2 separate regions of the Homo sapiens genome follow, and region 1 is linked to region 2. A link is a loop called in an ENCODE intact Hi-C map of the cell type or tissue named here. Cell type or tissue: mammary epithelial cell. All regions are shown on one strand. Links, peaks and the distances in the headings refer to the core of each region. The heading gives the core; the rest is flanking DNA. Region 1 overlaps TTC33 (tetratricopeptide repeat domain 33). Region 2 overlaps DAB2 (DAB adaptor protein 2).

Region 1 (8,339 bases), core at 60-8,059, 1.3 Mb after region 2:
GAGACTACCTTCAGGTAGAAATTAAGGGAGCTCAGCCACGCACGGTAGCTCACACCTGTAATTCCAGCACTCTGGGTGGCCAAGAACGCCAGATTACCTGACGTCAGGAGTTCAAGACCAGCCTGGCCAATATGGTAAAACCCCATCTCTACTAAAATTACAAAAATTAGCCAGGCGTGGTGGCACACACCTGTAATCCCAGCTACTCAGGAGGCTGAGGCAGGAGAACCGCTTGAGCCTGGGAGACAGAGGTTACAGTGAGCCGAGATCATGCCAATGCACTCCAGCCTGGGCCAACAGAGCGAGACTCTGTCTCAAAAAAAAGAAAAAAAAGAAATTAAGGAAGCTTATAGGGATCATCTTGTTTTTGCCCCTTCTCTCAAAGATAAGAGTCCTATGCTGACTACTGTCCAATGGTTGAAAACAGTTTTTTTTTTATATCTTTTGTCCAATTTTCTAGTTGTTTGGGGCCATCCAGGTCTAGTTCTAGAAACTCTCTCATGGCTGTCAGTAGAAATCCATGCCTACTTTTTAAAGTATTTTTGTATCCGTTATTGGATTTCAGCCTTATAAGAACCCCATGAGGCAATTGCAAGTGAAGAAATATATAGCCAATCAAGGACACAGAATAATTAGGACTACTATAATAGTAATAATAATAATAACTAATATTTATTGAGTATTTACTACATGACAGGCAATATATTAAGTACATTACATACGTAAATTCATGTCACCATCACAACAGCATTGAGGTAGATATTTTCTGCAGAAAAGGAAACTTAAACACAGAGAAGCTGAATAACTTGCCTAATATTGCAAAGCTGGTCAACAGCAGAACTAGGATAAGAAACAAAGCCATCTGGCACTAATGCCAGACCATAATCACTGTATTGTAAAATCTGTTGTTATTTTCCTATTGCATAAACAAAGCCTTCTGTACACAAAACAACAGGGGAATGGGAAGAGTAAGGGTTATGAGAAAAAGAATCCTGCCATCCTTGTGAGATTAAAAAAAGAAGAAAAAGAATAAGACCCAGAATAGAGCAATTATTATCAAGTGCCATATTTTCATTCGGGAGGAGGGTGAGAAAATTTTATTCCCAAAGGTCCTTTGTGGTTTGGGTATGAAATAAAATACATTCTCAGAATACTATATTCTAATTTGGAGTTTTTAAACGTATATTCTATAGATATCATGCAGTAAATGGTAGCTAGCTTATAAAAACGTTTTTAGCCATAATACAGCCAAAAAACATCACAGCTTTATAAATATTTACTGAGGGCCTAGTAAGTGCCACAAATTATTCTAAGAGCTGAAGACACTATACAAGTTAGATAAATTCCTTACTGTCCTGGAGCTTACATTCTTACAAAAGAAAAACAACATATAAACAAAATATTCTAAACACACTAAATAAGTGTATACAGTAACTTCAAAAAGGGAGAAATGCTCAAAAACAAAATGCACTGATGTGATAGAAAAAGGGTGAGTACAGGGATGTTACTTCAGACTGGGTAATCAGAGAGCAGACTGCTGAGAAAATGACAAATGAGCAGAAATCCAAAGGACAGGAAGACAGGCAGCAGAAAACCAGAGAAAAAAGGTTTTCAGACAGAGTCATAGCACAAAGTTGTATAATAACTATGTTCAAAAAAATGAAGAAGGCCCATCTGGCTAAAATGTAGTGAAAATAAGCACAGTTTAAGATGAAGTTGATTTGGTAGGCAGGGACTCAGTATTTTTTTTAATCTAATTTAATTATTCTTCCTTATATTACTTTCAATCAAGTTTAGTAGCCTCTTAAATATTTTTTTGCTGGGCATGGTGGCTCACACCTGCAATCTCAGCACTTTGGGAGGCTGAGGCAGGCAGATCACTTGAGGTCAGGGGTTCAAGACCAGCCTGGCCAACATGGCGAAATCCCATCTCTACTAAGAATACAAAAATTAGCTGGGCATGGTGGCACACACTTGTAATCCCAGCTACCTGGGAGGCTGAGGCAGGGAGGATTGCTTAAACCTAGGAGAAGGAGGTTGCAGTGAGCCAAGATCGCGCCACTGCACTCCAGCCTGGGCAACAGTGCAAGACTCCACCTCAAAAAAATATATATCTTTGTAGTTATTTTCTAAAGCAGTATATACATTACTCAAAAATAAATGCTAAAGAGCAAAAAATGTAATCATGTTATAGTGTTCTCCATCCAAAATAAAGCATCCAATCCCACTGGTTTTAGTGAAATGACTCAATGTTTCGACATACAGGCAGAAAACAAGAGTTATTGTGTTTGTCTACAATGCTGATATCTCTTCTCTGTCACAGGAAATTCAGAGGGAATCCGATGGCAATAACAGAACAGCTTTTCCTTCCACACATTAGTGTGGTTAAAAGTTAATGAACTTTTAACAGGCATTTACAGGAGTTCCTAAAGATGTTTTATGGATGTACTCAAAGTATTCATAAATGAGGAGAATTTACATTTGGTTTTCTTCTAAGACAGACTAGTCAATCTTACAGAGTTCTGTGAGATAAAAATCTTTATGCCTAAAATACCACAAATGAGAATTCACAACCTAACATTAGCTAGTTAAGTTAATTGATCTTGATTGCTATTTATTTTCCACCCTTTATTCCCAATTTGAGATGCTAGTATTTCATAGCTTAAGCACATTTTGTTTTATATTAAGTTATAATAAAAGATTACACCAGAATCAAAAATAAAAACAGACCTAAAAGCTAATATATTGGTTCCTCAACTTTGATTCATGTTTACAAAAATTATTAACAAGAAATCTTATCACCACTCTTACCAGTTTTTTTTTTTTTTTTTTAAGGAACAAAGAAAAAAGTGTGTCTTGCTTAGTATTAATTCATTTTCTTTTAAATTCTCAAACTCTTCAACACCACATGGAAGATACCAGTCAAAGGCACACAGGCCTGATTTTAGATTTCTGGATGATCTGAAGTGTATTCTGTCCCAAACAAAGGCCTATTAGGCTACTATTCCTGCTGGTCATACATATGTCTTCTAAAAATCATGTATTTATTCAAATCAACAATTCTTATACTGTCAAGTGTAATTTTTCTAATATATTTTCTTCACAGAGGACAATGCTTTAAGATTTTTATAAAAATATGGCTCTCAACAGATACCAAACACAGCAAAGAGACAGACATAGGCACAATGTCTTTCTAATGGCTGCACTAACAGAGATGGCAATATAATATTATTTATCTCCCAATATGATGCAGTATAAAGCACAAATGTTACCTACGACATATACTTGCCAAAAATATTTAGACTCAATCTCTACACCTAACTTTCAGTTTACAAGAAACACATGAGATAGAGGAACAAATTAAATGATACACACAAGGAAGCAATCAAATAGAAAATTGGTCTGGACTCTTCCAATAGTCAGTGTCATGGGGGATAAAAGTAGAAAACCCAAGGATGCCAAAAGACACTAAAGAGACATAATAACCAAATATAATCTGTGAACTCCTTAGATCCTGGTTTTAAAAACATGTACTGTAAAAGACATTTGGGGGAAAACAGGCAAAACCTAAACATGAACTAATATTAGATATAAAATTGTTAATTTTTGTAGGTTTGATAAAAGATATGTTAGGTAAGATAATATCCTTATTCTTAGAAAAAACATGAGGAATTAGGAGTAGGTGTCATAATGTCTGAAACTTACTTTCAAATAGATCAGCAAAAACACCCTGTAAATATGCAATTATGTATGCCTGTGTGTGTGTATGTGTATGCATGTGTAGAAAGACAGGGATAAAGCAAATATTAAGAATTGTTGAGTCTAGATAGAGGAAATACGAGATTGTCCTATTCTTTTGTTTTGTTTTGGAGACAGCGTCTCACTCTGTCACCCAAGCTGGAACCCAATAGCAGAGTCACACCTCATCGTAGCCTCAACCACTGGGCTCAAGCAATCTTCCTGCCTCGGCCTCTCAAAGCACAGAAATTACAGACACAAGCCACCACACACAGCCAGAATTTTTTAAAACTGGAACTGGAATCATACTAGATATACGATTTATTTATTTGTTTATTTATTTGACAGGGTCTCACTCTGTAGCCCAGGGTGGAGGGCAGTGGCAAGATCATAGCTCACCGCATCCTCGAACTCCTGGGCTCAAGCGATCCTCCCACCTTGGCCTCCCAAAGTGCTGGGATTACTAGTATAAGCCACTGCACCCAGCCAGTTGTACTATTCTTTAATACAGATTTGAAATTTTTTCAAAATAAAAAAGGCCTTTTCCACCATAGATTAGAGATACCATTCTATATTTTCTTCTATTAATTGCATAGTTTTACCTTTCACAAATTTTTAATCCCTCCAGGGTCCATCTTTGTGCATGGTATTAGATACAGACACAGTTTTATTTTCCTCTAGGTAGTAATCCAGTTTTCTCAACAGAATCTACTAAAAAATTTGTCTTTTCCCCACTGACTAATGAAAAATGATTTTTGGTCCTTCTTAAAAATCTAAGCAGAAAAAGGAGAAAAGGAATAAAAAAGTAAGAAAAAGAGGAAAGGAAAAAAGAAAAAAGAAATGGGTGCATATAGGAACAACTTAGCTAAAGAAGGGCTAAAAATAAATGAAGCTATTATCAACTTCCTGTACAGCAAGTCATATTTACTTAAGTATATAAGAAGTAAATGGCAAAGAATAACTAAATACCTATTTTTTTTTATGTATGTGCCCTCAAAGCTATTCAGGAAATGCCTAATTTACCTGATACATAATGTTATAAGCAGAAAGTTTCCAGTGATAAGACCACCTTTTACTGACCAATCACTTGAATTACATTTTACTTAGCATTTACTCTTCTTTAGGCACAACAAAAATGATGGCAAAGCAGGGACATAATTAGCATCCTGAAAACTATTTTACAAACTTTCATTGCATCCTGAAAACTATTTTACAAACTTTCATTTTTCAGGTGACTTTGAAACACCTTATTTCTTTGATTAATTTAGCACCTAGAATAGATTTTTAAACATGAATTTATCAAATTCATAACTCTTCATCCCATTACGGACAGTGAGCTAGAAAATGTAAGCTCTTCTCCATAAAAAAAAAACTTTAAATACATACCTTTTATTTTCAGCCAAACTGGCTCCTTCATCCTTCAGCTGTTTACTTTTCTCAGCACAGCCTTCAAGAAGAATTTCTTTCCTACGTTTAATGGCATGAAGCCAGTTCCCTTCATCGTTGTCAACTACATCCTTCTCATCAGCAGCTTCAGCTTCAAACTGCTGGGAAGTGACCTTTGAGACCTTCTCACCAATTTTCCTCTTCCACCCAAAGGAAGCCATTCTGGAAAATTACAAAGAAACAGCTTTAAAATTCTAACTTGATCTTTTTTTTTTTTTGAGATGGAGTCTCACTCTCGTTGCCCAGGCTGGAGTACGATGGCACGACCTCGGCTCACCGTAACCTCCGCCTCCCGGGTTAAGTGATTCTCCTGCCTCAGCCTCCCGAATAGCTGGGATTACACTCATGCACCACCCACACCGGCTAATTTTTGTATTTTTACTAGAGACGGGGTTTCTCCATGTTGGTCAGGCTGGTCTCAAACTCCCGACCTCAGGTGATCTGCCCATCTCGGTCTCCCAAAGTGCTGGGATTACAAGCATGAGCCACCACGCCCGGCCCAAAACTTGGTCTTTTATGGAAGTATTCCAACCCATAGGTAAAGAGGAAATAACAGGATTAGACTATCACCATTTTTCAACCCTAATTAGTGGCTGTAGGCAATAATCATCAATGGCCACTAACATCACTAAGAAAGACAACTGGACATCACACACCTCCTGATGGAAGTAGCATGTCACTCATGAAGTAAGTACTCCTACAAAAATTAACCCTGAGTCAGATCAGGCCTCTACCTATAAGAAATACAGGATAAAGTGAAGCATGCTCAATAACACATCAGAGATGCAGATAGCAAAAAACAGAAACTAAAGGAAAATAAAGCTGGTTTCTTCAAGAAATAAACTGCCAGGAAAGAAAGAAGAGAAAGAACAAGGTAACCCCTAAATTAAGAGAGACTTAAGAGACATACTAACCAACATAACATGTGGATCTTGTTTCACTCCTGATTCAAAAAAGCCAATGAGAAGAAAACTTTTTTTTTTCTGAGACAAAGTTTTGCTCTTGTTGCCCAAGCTGTAGTGCAACGGCCCGATCTCGGATCACTGCAACCTCTGCCTCCCAGGTTCAAGCAATTCTCCTGCCTCAGCCTCCCGAGTAGCTGGGATTATAGGCAGGCACCACCACGCCTGGGTAATTTTTTGTATTTTTAGTAGAAACGGGATTTCACCATGTTAGCCAGGCTGGTCTCAAACTCCTGACCTTAGGAGATCCGCCCACCTCGGCCTCCCAAAGTTCTGAGATAACAGGCGTGAGCCATTGCACCCAGCCAGAAGGAAACATTTATGAAATAGGAGGAATGGGAACACCGATTTGATATTTGATGATATTAAGAAATCACTGTTTTGTTTTGTTTTTTTGAGATGGAGTTTTGCTCGTTTCCCCAGCTGGAGTGCAATGGCACGACCTCGGCTCATTGCAACCTCTGCCTCCCAGGTTCAAACAATTCTCCTGCCTCAGCCTCCCGAGCAGCTGGGATTACAGGCATGCGTCACAATGCCCTTCTAATTTTATATTTTTAGTAGAGATGGAGTTTCACTATGTTGGTGAGGGTGGTCTTGAACTCCTGACCTCAGGTGATCCACCCACCTCACCCTCCCAAATTGCTGGGATTACAGGCGTGAGCCACCGCACCTGGCAAATTATGGCTATTTTTTCTTTGGTGTGATAATGGTATTGTAATTATGCTTACAAAAGGAACCCCTAGGTTTTAGAAATATAAACTGAAATATTTCATATAAAATTATAAGACATCTAGGAATTGTTTTAAAGCAATCAGTGGAGGTTGGGAGTGCAATGCAAGAGAAAATATACATGAAATTAGATTGCTTTTAATTGATAACTAATGAAGTTGAATGATGAGTACATAGTGTTCATTGTACTTTTTCCTTTCATATGTGTTAAAATTTTCCATAATAAAAAGGTTTTAAAAGATTCAAACTTGGTAAACGACTTAACTCACAAAATTATTGGGTAAATTTTAAAATAACAGATGCTGGCCGGGCACGGTGGCTCACGTCTGTAATCCTAGCACTTTGGGAGGCCAAGGCCAGTGGATCATTTGAGGTCAGGAGTTTAAGACCAGCCTGGCCAAACCCCATCTCTACTAAAAATACAAAAATTAGCCAGGCGTGGTGGTACATGCCTGTAATCCCAGCTACTCAGGAGACTGAGGCAAGAGAATTGCTTGAACCCGGGAGGCGGAGGTTGCAGTGAGCCTGGGCAACAGAGCAAAACTCCATCTCAAAAAATAAATAAATAACAAATGCTGAACTTTTCAGTAAATCTGCAATGATATACAAATGTAAGAAATAAAGAGAGGATAAATGATAAAACAAAGTTAACAGAAATCCTGAAATAATTCAACAAATATTTATTTAGAGAAGAGATTAACTGAGGGATCCAAAAATTTACTAGTTGTATAGATGGTCTTCAAGATACTAAGAAACACTGGGAACTGTATATAAATTGTACAAAATTCTTTATATCTGTGTACATTTTGGAGAATAGTGTTTAAGCTTTCATTCCATTCTTAAAGGAGTCTATAACCACAAGGAGATTTTGATCAAATGATCAACTAGAGAAACAGAGAAAAAAAGCAATGAACCAAAAAACATAAAGAAAAGAAAAGCAACGAATCAGAGGGCTTTATGAAACTACCAAAGAATGGGCACTGTGGGAGTATGGGAGGGAGAGAAATGAAATACTGCATAAGTTCGAGCAGGTTTCAAGGTCTTCATTACTGATGCACATGGCTGAAGTGATGTATAAGTACAGGCCTATCTCAGAGTTGTTGCACGGTCAGTTCCAGACCACTGCAATAAAGTGAATAATACTAAAAAGTGGGTCACACAAATGCTTTGGTCTCCCTATGCATATAAAAGTTATGTTTACACTATACTATAGTCTAATTAAGTGTTATAGCATCATATCTTTAAAAATGTACATGCCTTGCTAGGTGCAGTGGCTCACGCCTGTAATCCCAGCACTCTGGGAGGCTGAGGTGGGCAGATCACGAGGTCAGGAGTTTGAGACCAGCCTGACCAACATGGTGAAACCCCGTCTCTACTAAAAATACAAAAATTATCCGGGCGTGGTGGCATGTGCCTGTAATCCCAGCTATTCAGGAGGCTAAGGCAGGAGAATCGCTTGAACTC
Region 2 (8,339 bases), core at 150-8,149:
GAAGGCAAAGATATTTAAAACGACATACCTGCTAAGTGGTAGAACCAGGTTTGTAACCCAGACTGTCTGGCCCCAAACCAGAGTTCCTCAACACTGCAGTGACAAATCTCAGCTGAGAAGCTGTATTCCAGCACAGCTTCACGTAGTCCTCTTGAAATACACATGTCCATTGCATGGTTTACACACAAGTCTATTTGCTTGTCTGCCCACACACTGGACTATAATCTCCTTGAATGTAGGAGACTCATTTCTCAATGTCTGGGATATAGATGGCATTCATGCAGATGGTAATGAGGGCAGTTGTAGCTATGCGTATTTTCTTCCTTGCTTGTTATGTGTATACACTGGTATGTATTACCTATTTTCTTATCTCTCTATCTTCTCTTTTAATGCAAGTATTTTTGAAGTTAAATGTACAATTTTGTCTTTAGGCAGTGAATTATTCAGATGGGACTGCAACTGAAGTCTAGGGGTGGTTAATGTAGCCCAAAGACAGTAACCGTTTTCCAGAAATGAATGTGATGCCTATGGGGTCTTTGCAGCTTCCCAGTTTGGGGAGAGGGTGAGAACATCTTTCTCTGAATGAAAGACAGTTGCACCTTTTTAGATGGAAACACTTGTGTGGCTGTCAGAGGAAAAGTTGAAAGGTGTGGAAGGGTGTATGTGGATGCTGAGTAGCTGGAGGGGTGATCTGTGCCATTTAAGTTGTCTCAGCTTCAGAACCACCTCTATCTCCGGTTAGTGAAGCCAGAGCTAGACTGTGCAAACATTCCTGCTTTGCCTGCTGGCTGCATGTTGGCTCTGCCAGTAAGGTGCGCTGGAGGGAAACTGCCAAGCTGGTGAAGGGACTCGGACATGTCTGCTTGCTCCACATGGACTTCCTTATGACTTGAGACTCCTGGGAGTGTGACTCTAGTAGAACTTCTTCACTCCAGCAGCAAGAGTTTCTTCCTAAAACAGCCCCTGAATCCAGTTTTAACACTTGCAGAACTAGTCTCATCATGCCTGTCCTGGAGACATCAGCATCAGCCCTCTGGCATACTCTCTCCAGGCCAACAGGTCCCAGGCCCTCAGAGCACAGGGACTCCAGTACTAGCTAAGCAGTACTCCCTTCTCAGAGGCCTCAGTATCAGCACCATGAGACCCCCTCCTGCAAGCTTTATAAACTTTGATGGTTCCAATGTCTTAACTTTGTCCCCTCAGCCCTAGAGGTGGTAGCTGCTTTCTGTAGTTTACTTACCCAGTGATGACTTGATCTTCTCTTCTTACTCTCTCAGTTTTCTAGCTAACAACTTATACCTAGTTAACACTTAATATCTGCGGCCATACAACCATGAACAAGCCTGATTTTGGAAGCTAAGCAGGGTCAGGCCTGGTTAGTATTCGAGTGGGAATTAATGCTTAACATTAAAATCTTTTAAAATAACTGGTGTGGACTGAACTCCAACTGACACAATGGTAAGGCTAATCTGTTTTGATTTTCCAGATCAAAAAACTATTCTTTAAGGGTACCCTAAATGTGGCAGATTCAAGTGTTTCACTTGAATATTAATCCTTATATGCTTTTAAAAACCATATTATTTTGGCTTTCAAGGCTATATTTATATACTTCGATATCTACTTTTAACTTTCTAGGCCCAGAACAAGAACTGCAACAATATATTCCAAAACAGAATACATTCTATTTTCTTCATGGGAGGCAATTGAAGTGTGTGTGACTATACCTTCAGATCTGTCTTGCTTAGGTCAGTATTATGTTGAGTTCATCAATGCATGTGTTGATAGCAGCAGCAAGATGGCCCAGAACTGGGTTAGAATCACTGGCTGAAAAAGTGACCTGGGCTTAAGAGTCTGTTGCCCATCTTTGAAGCCGGATATCATACTTCACTGCAAGGTATTATTTCTGACATGAAAAGACTTAGCTCATTAAATTTGGCAATTTGTATTCTTACATGAGACTATTTTAAAAGAATTTGAGAAGTGCCACAAAGCACTTTGAGGGGTTTTGGGGGAGGGAACGGTGGCATCTGGGTTTAGTCATAAAAGTAACACAAGACGTAGCTGAAGACCAGGTATCGAATCTAGCGTTGGCAGACTGGGCCAAATGGAAGGATTCTAAGGTGAGTGGCATTACCTTGCTGTAAGTTTTTATAGCAAAAATTTCTCTGTTCAGATATTTAAATACAGCTTTTCATAGCATTGGAATTGCTTTAAAGGTAATTGATTTCCTTTGACTATATCCTTTCGCCATTTGGGTATGAGCAATTCCAAGGGACAAGGAAGAAAAAAATAAGGAGGAAAAGTTTCTGTAATATAAATTCCCTGAAGAAAATGGATGTGTATGTTGAGTTGCAATAGCCAAGGGTAAGTCTCCATTGTAGGCCATACAATTGAAAATATATCTATCTCTACTTCCTGAAATGATCAGAAGGTAGACTCTGCTTACAGGCCCCAAGACTACAAACCCCTTTACAAAAAAAATGTTCAAGACTTATTGCAAGATTTTAACAAAAGTGTACATCCAGTTATGCATACACCAGAGTGATAATTCACATTTCTCCCAAGGTTTAAAGAGCACGTCCCCATCATAGACTTGTCAAATAGGCAAGTTATCATTTAACATGCAGTGGGTAGAAGGCAGCTCACTTACAGACTTAGATCCATCTGTAGAGAATAATTGGTTTAAACTTAATAGTCAATATTCAAATGTAATGCATTTGAATATTGTCACTTGCATCCATAAAACTTTTAGCAGGGTTTTTAATGAGTTGAATTTAAAAAAGGGATTGGGCCTAGAAAAGGGATCTGAGGACCAAAAGTCCCCTAGTTAATTCCTTTGATTACCTTTCCAAACTGGGGCTCTGTTGAAGAAAGTGTCTAGCTTATGTTAAGCAATGGGGTCTGTTTGAAAGCTCTAGGATGGTAAAAATTTCTTACAAAGGGAAGCAAGTGAGTGCAGCACAAGGAGGAAGTATACAATTTTCTCACTCGTTGGGTGTAGTCTCAGGTCCCTTCAGTTCAAAAAGTGCAAAATTAGTCAGGAAATACACCCAAGGGGTGTTATCACAAGGCAAGGATTACAAATGAAAGCTCAAAAACATATAAAAAGGCTCACAAGCACAGTTCCCCATCTAAAAATAGCTAGTTTGTTATCCTGGTTCTCAGGGACTGGCTGTTTCCTTCATTAGAAGATTGAAAAGAGAAGTAAGATGACACATGTAAAAACAAAGGAAGATCTAAAGTTATCTTATAGTCCTGACTCCTTTTTAAGGCCTCAGATAGAACAGAAAGCTGTAAAGGAAACTCTGCTATATGAATAAAATTAGCTTCCATTTAAGTGAAGATCTCTAACTTGGATTTTGGACTTAATGCAAATCTCCCTGAAAGAATGCAGAGACTTCCCCCTTCTGTGGGACTAGCATCAGATGACTGCAAGAGATTCTGGAGCTTGCAACATCTCTCCTGGTTTCTGAGAAGGCTCTGAGAAATTTATTCTGGAAGACTGCATGAGTCATCTTAGAATGACTATGGGCTTTGCAATAATAAAAATCAGCTGTTGCTTAGTCCTTAGTGATTCATATAAAATGTCTAGTGTTTTGAATCCTTCAATTGCCAGCATGGTGGACAATGATTAGTCTAGGCTTTATAGGGGTAAAGTTGGTTGGCACTTCTTATATATCCTTATCCTTTCTACCAGTAGGAATGTGTTGGCATCAGCAATGGTACTACTTAATGATTCCAAGGTTTTGAAGCAATATCATAATACAAGTGTCAACCATCCTCCCCTGTGACTCCCAAGCCTACCTTCTTACCCTAATTATACAGAGCAGGCAGGAAAAGTGCTTTGCCAGTCTCAAAATGCTGGTAAAAGGAATAACTTGAGTTAAGGACTTAGTGGTAGCCCCATTCAACAGATGGTAGGGAATTTATTTTTAACATTAAGGGGAATGGGACAAACACCTAGTATACCAACCACTAAGAACACTTATTCCGAAAGGCCTATGAAACAGAATGTGTCTCTCTTTTTTTTTTTTTCTTGAGATAGAGTTTCACTCTTGTTGCCCAGGCTGGAGTGCAGTGGCGCAATCTCGGCTTACTGCAACCTCTGCCTCCCAGGTTCAAGCCATTCTCCTTCCTCAGCCTCCCGAGTAGCTGGGATTACAGCCACCCACCACCATGCCTGGCTAAGTTTTTGTATTTTTAGTAGAGACAGGGTTTCACCATGTTGGCCAGGCTGGTCTCGAGCTCCTGACCTCCCTCAGGTCCTGCCTCGGCCTCCCAGAGTGCTGGGATTATAGGTGTGAGCCACCGCATCCGGCTGAATGTGTCTCTATTTTATGAATAATGAAATGGACACAGCAACAGAAAATCAATCCGCCATAAGCCATTGGGCTCAAAGTGAGCATAGTCTGTGTTTTCTCTTCTCTTATATATACTGTCTCTCTTGTCTTTTCTTGAATCCCACTGATTTTAACCTGGATTTTATAAGCTACTTTCAAAAAGTCATCATCCCACTGACATTAACACACCATTAATTTTTAGCAAGAAGCCACATATAATAGACACAGGGAAAGGAATTAAGGAGACTCAAGAAGAAAGCAACATAAACATATTTGTTTAGAATGTCCAGTACTTTGTACTGGACAGAGAATGTGCTTCCTTGTTTCTTTGAACTTTCTGCCTGCCTCAGCTAAAGTGCGGAATTAGGACAACATGTGAAATATTAACCTCTAAGACAGACCTCGGGGTCCAAGAGGGCAGCAAACAGCCTTCACTGCTATCTTCAAAGTAGCTCTTTAAGAATAGGGGTCATTACCAGCGATGCTGTAGCAAAGTTAGACTGTTTCTGATACTTTATGCAAATCCTTCCTTTAACTGCTTTTTTGGATTCTTATGCTTTTAGGAAGGCTCTTCTGCTCTGCAAAGACCAAACTGAGCAGACAGTAAGATTTTTACAGCCTGTTTCACTGAGGAATGAGACTATGCTAATGCATACTGAAAAGGAGTCCTTAGAAGATTTTCTTGTAAATGCTGACACTACTGTAGGGGCCTCACTAACAAAACAAGCCCGAGTCAATGAGCTATCCACAAGTTATGCATTTACAGCGAGGAGGTATCATTGCCTTTAATCTTTGAAAATGATATGGCAGGACTTAGAGGACTTAGTAAATCTTGAACCAAGATGCTTTCCCTGTTTTTGGAACCAAGTCAGACCAGAGTTAAGATTCTATCAAACAGTTAACTTTGGGTAGAGGTGGGATAGCATAGCAGCTAATAGCTCAGGCTTGTGAGTCCCACCCACCCAGGATTCATCATTTCCTGGCTCTGTGGCTTGAGACAATTTATCTAATGTTCATTTCTTCATTGGTAAAATGAGAATATAGTTTGCTGAGCTATTAGAAAAAAAATCAGTAAGAACTTACATAGCGACAGCTGCACCTGGCTTAGAAAGTGCTTAACAAATGGTAGCTGTATTAGTCTGTTCTCACACTGCTGTTAAAGACATACCTGAGACTGGGTTATTTATTTATTTATTTATTTATTTATTTATTTATTTTTGAGACGGAGTCTTGCTCTGTCGCCCAGGCTGGAGTGCAGTGGTGCGATCTCGGCTCACTGCAAGCTCCGCCTGCCGGGTTCACGCCATTCCCCTGCCTCAGCCTCCCAAGTAGCTGGGACTACAGGCGCCTGCCATCATGCCTGGCTAATTTTTTGTATTTTTGAGACTCGGTAATTTATAAAGAAAAAGAGGTTTAACGGACTCACAGTTCCACGTAGCTGGGGAGGCCTCACAATCGTGGTGGAAGGTGAAAGGCACGTCTTACATGGTGGCAGACAAGAAAGACAGCCAATCGAAAAGGGAAACCCCTTTTAAAACCATCAGACCTCATGAGACTTATTCACTACCAAGAGAACAGTATGGGGGAAACTGCCCCCATGATTCAATTACCTCCCACCAGGTCCCTCCCACAATACATGGGAATTATGGGAGCCACAGTTCAAGATAAGATTTGGGTGGAGACAAAGCCAAACCATATCAGTAGCTACTATTAAACCAAAGCTAGGTCACAGAAGCTATGTGTTGTGTAGTCTTGTGCTCTTTCCAACATTGCATTTCCACAGTAAGTGTTTAAACACTTTTAGAACAGTAAGAACCTATGCTCAAATGACTAATAAGTGGAAAGGTGGAATGGTGTAATACTTTATTTATTTATTTATTCTGAGACAGAGTTTTGCTCTTGTTGCCCAGGCTGGAGTGCAGTGGTGCAATCTCAGCTCACTAAAACCTCCACCTCCTGGGTTCAAGTGATTCTCCTGCCTCACCCTCCCAAACAGCTGAGATTACAGGCATCAGCCACCACACCTGGCCAATTTTTTGTATTTTTAGTAGAGACAGGGTTTCACCATGTTGTCCAGGCTGATCTTGAACTCCTGACCTCAGGTGATCCATCTGCCTTGGCCTCTCAAAATGTTGTAATTACAGGCTTGACCCACTGCACCCAGCCTAGTATTTTAACTAGTAAAGCCCAGGTGGAAAAGTGAGATGGTTTGCCAGTGTAAGAGCCACCTCCTGCTCAGCTCTGCCTTCTGAGCCTACAAAAGTTGGGTTCTGATAGAAACAGACTCTGGGAACAAAATCTACTCTAAGTTACCCAGAGATGCCTGTTCCAATGAATCCTGAGTTAAAATTCATGCCTACGTCATTATCACGGACAGTTTAGAAGCTCTGCTTCACATCATCTGGGAAAATTTTACTGTGGAATTCTTAAAACATTGATATTCATGGCATTCCCAGATAAATTAGATCACAGTCTCTGGGCATAGAGACCCAGGTATCAATATATTTTAAAGATTCCTAAATCATTTCAATATACTGACCTATGTGAGGTGCGATGGTTTACTTTAACAACGCTTTATCTGCTTAAAGAAATACCAAGTGGGTTAGACTTGAGCTGGAAGAAAAATAGAGAATAATTTGGCCACATCATTTTATTATAATGATTAGAAAACTGAGGGCAAGAAAGAGAGTTTGACTTGTCTAATTGTGAAATAGCTGGAGGGGACAAAGCTGGCACCAGGAAAGATCTAGCATGAGACTGTAATGCCTTATTCCTAGAGATTACCTGTGTTTGTTTTTAAAAACCATTTTTTAAAAACAGGATGTACAAAGCCCATTACATGGGGACTGAACCAAGAATGCCTTCCATTTAGCAGATATACCAAGCAAAAGAACAAGAAGATAGCTTAGCAGGGTAATTTGAACATGGTATTTTATAGATGTTTTCTGAATCAAAATAGAAAAAGGATCTTACATGGTCTCATTATACATTGTCACTAGATTCCTTTTTGCCTAGGTAGCAGGAGTTACTTGGTCAAACTGTCTCATTAATATTGATTTGGCTGCTTTGCCTAGGTCTGAGACTTGCAGATCAAAGCATTTAAATTTATTTCGGTACATTCTCTACTATTCAGTGTTTGGCCTTTTAGTTTTAGTTTTTTTGGAATTTTTTTTTTTTTTTTTGAGCATGATAGGAAGTCTAAGCTCTTGAATTGGCAACTTTCAATACTCTGGACTCATTATAACCCATCCTAATTTTGTACCCACCTCTACCCATTTTGTTTTTTTTAATAACTTGTTATTAAGAATGTCTCTTATTGGAGCATAAGAAACAGTCCTCTCCTTGCGATAGTTTGCTGAGAATGATGGTTGCTAGCTTCATCCATGTCCGTACAAAGGACATTAACTCATCATTTTTTATGGCTGCATAGTATTCCATGGTGTATGTGCCACATTTTCTTAATCCAGTCTATCATTGTTGGACATTTGGCTTGGTTCCAAGTCTCTGCTATTGTGAATAGTGCCACAATAAACATACGTGTGCATGTGTCTTTATAGCAGCATGATTTATAATCCTTTGGGTATATACCCAGTAATGGGATTGCTGAGTCAATGTTCTCACTCATAGGTGCGAATTGAACAATGAGAGCACATGGACACAGGAAGGGGAACATCACACACCAGGGTCTGTTGTGGGGTGGGGGGAGGGGGGAGGGATAGCATTAGGAGATATACCTAATGTTAAATGACGAGTTGATGGGTGCGGCACACCAACATGGCACATGTATACATACGTAACTAACCTGCACATTGTGCACATGTACCCTAAAACTTAAAGTATAATAAAAAAAAAGAAAAAGTAAAATTAAAAAAATAAATAAATAAAAAATAAATGCATGTATTATTATCTAAAAAAAAAAAAAAAAGAAAGAAACAGTCCCCTCTATAAAGAACGTTTAGAAGAGTTTAAACTTCAAAGAAGCTTTATGCATCCAAATAA

The links. Hi-C counts contacts between places; a loop is a spot of excess contacts. Peaks named below come from ENCODE experiments on the same cell type or tissue, not always from the same donor. Only the 100,000 strongest peaks of a DNase experiment are listed, where the experiment ranks them.
Region 1: it touches region 2 in a loop (6-fold over the local background); 2 of 110 quality-filtered maps call a loop at or near these places.

The regions. Positions count from the first base shown.
Region 1 is chr5:40,741,674-40,750,012 of GRCh38, forward strand. TTC33 (tetratricopeptide repeat domain 33) reads right to left here. Exons shown (of 5, transcript NM_012382.3): 2 at 5,125-5,346. The coding sequence starts at 5,345. It also overlaps a transcript of PTGER4 not described here. Among named protein-coding and RNA genes, the nearest start is that of TTC33, 10 kb to the right of the region's middle. In mammary epithelial cell, for the core only: no CTCF peak of the experiment used is centred there; no DNase peak of the experiment used is centred there.
Region 2 is chr5:39,396,212-39,404,550 of GRCh38, forward strand. The region is part of intron 1 of DAB2 (DAB adaptor protein 2); the gene reads right to left. Among named protein-coding and RNA genes, the nearest start is that of DAB2, 25 kb to the right of the region's middle. In mammary epithelial cell, for the core only: no CTCF peak of the experiment used is centred there; a DNase peak (open chromatin) is centred at 3,490; H3K27ac peaks cover 1,721 bases.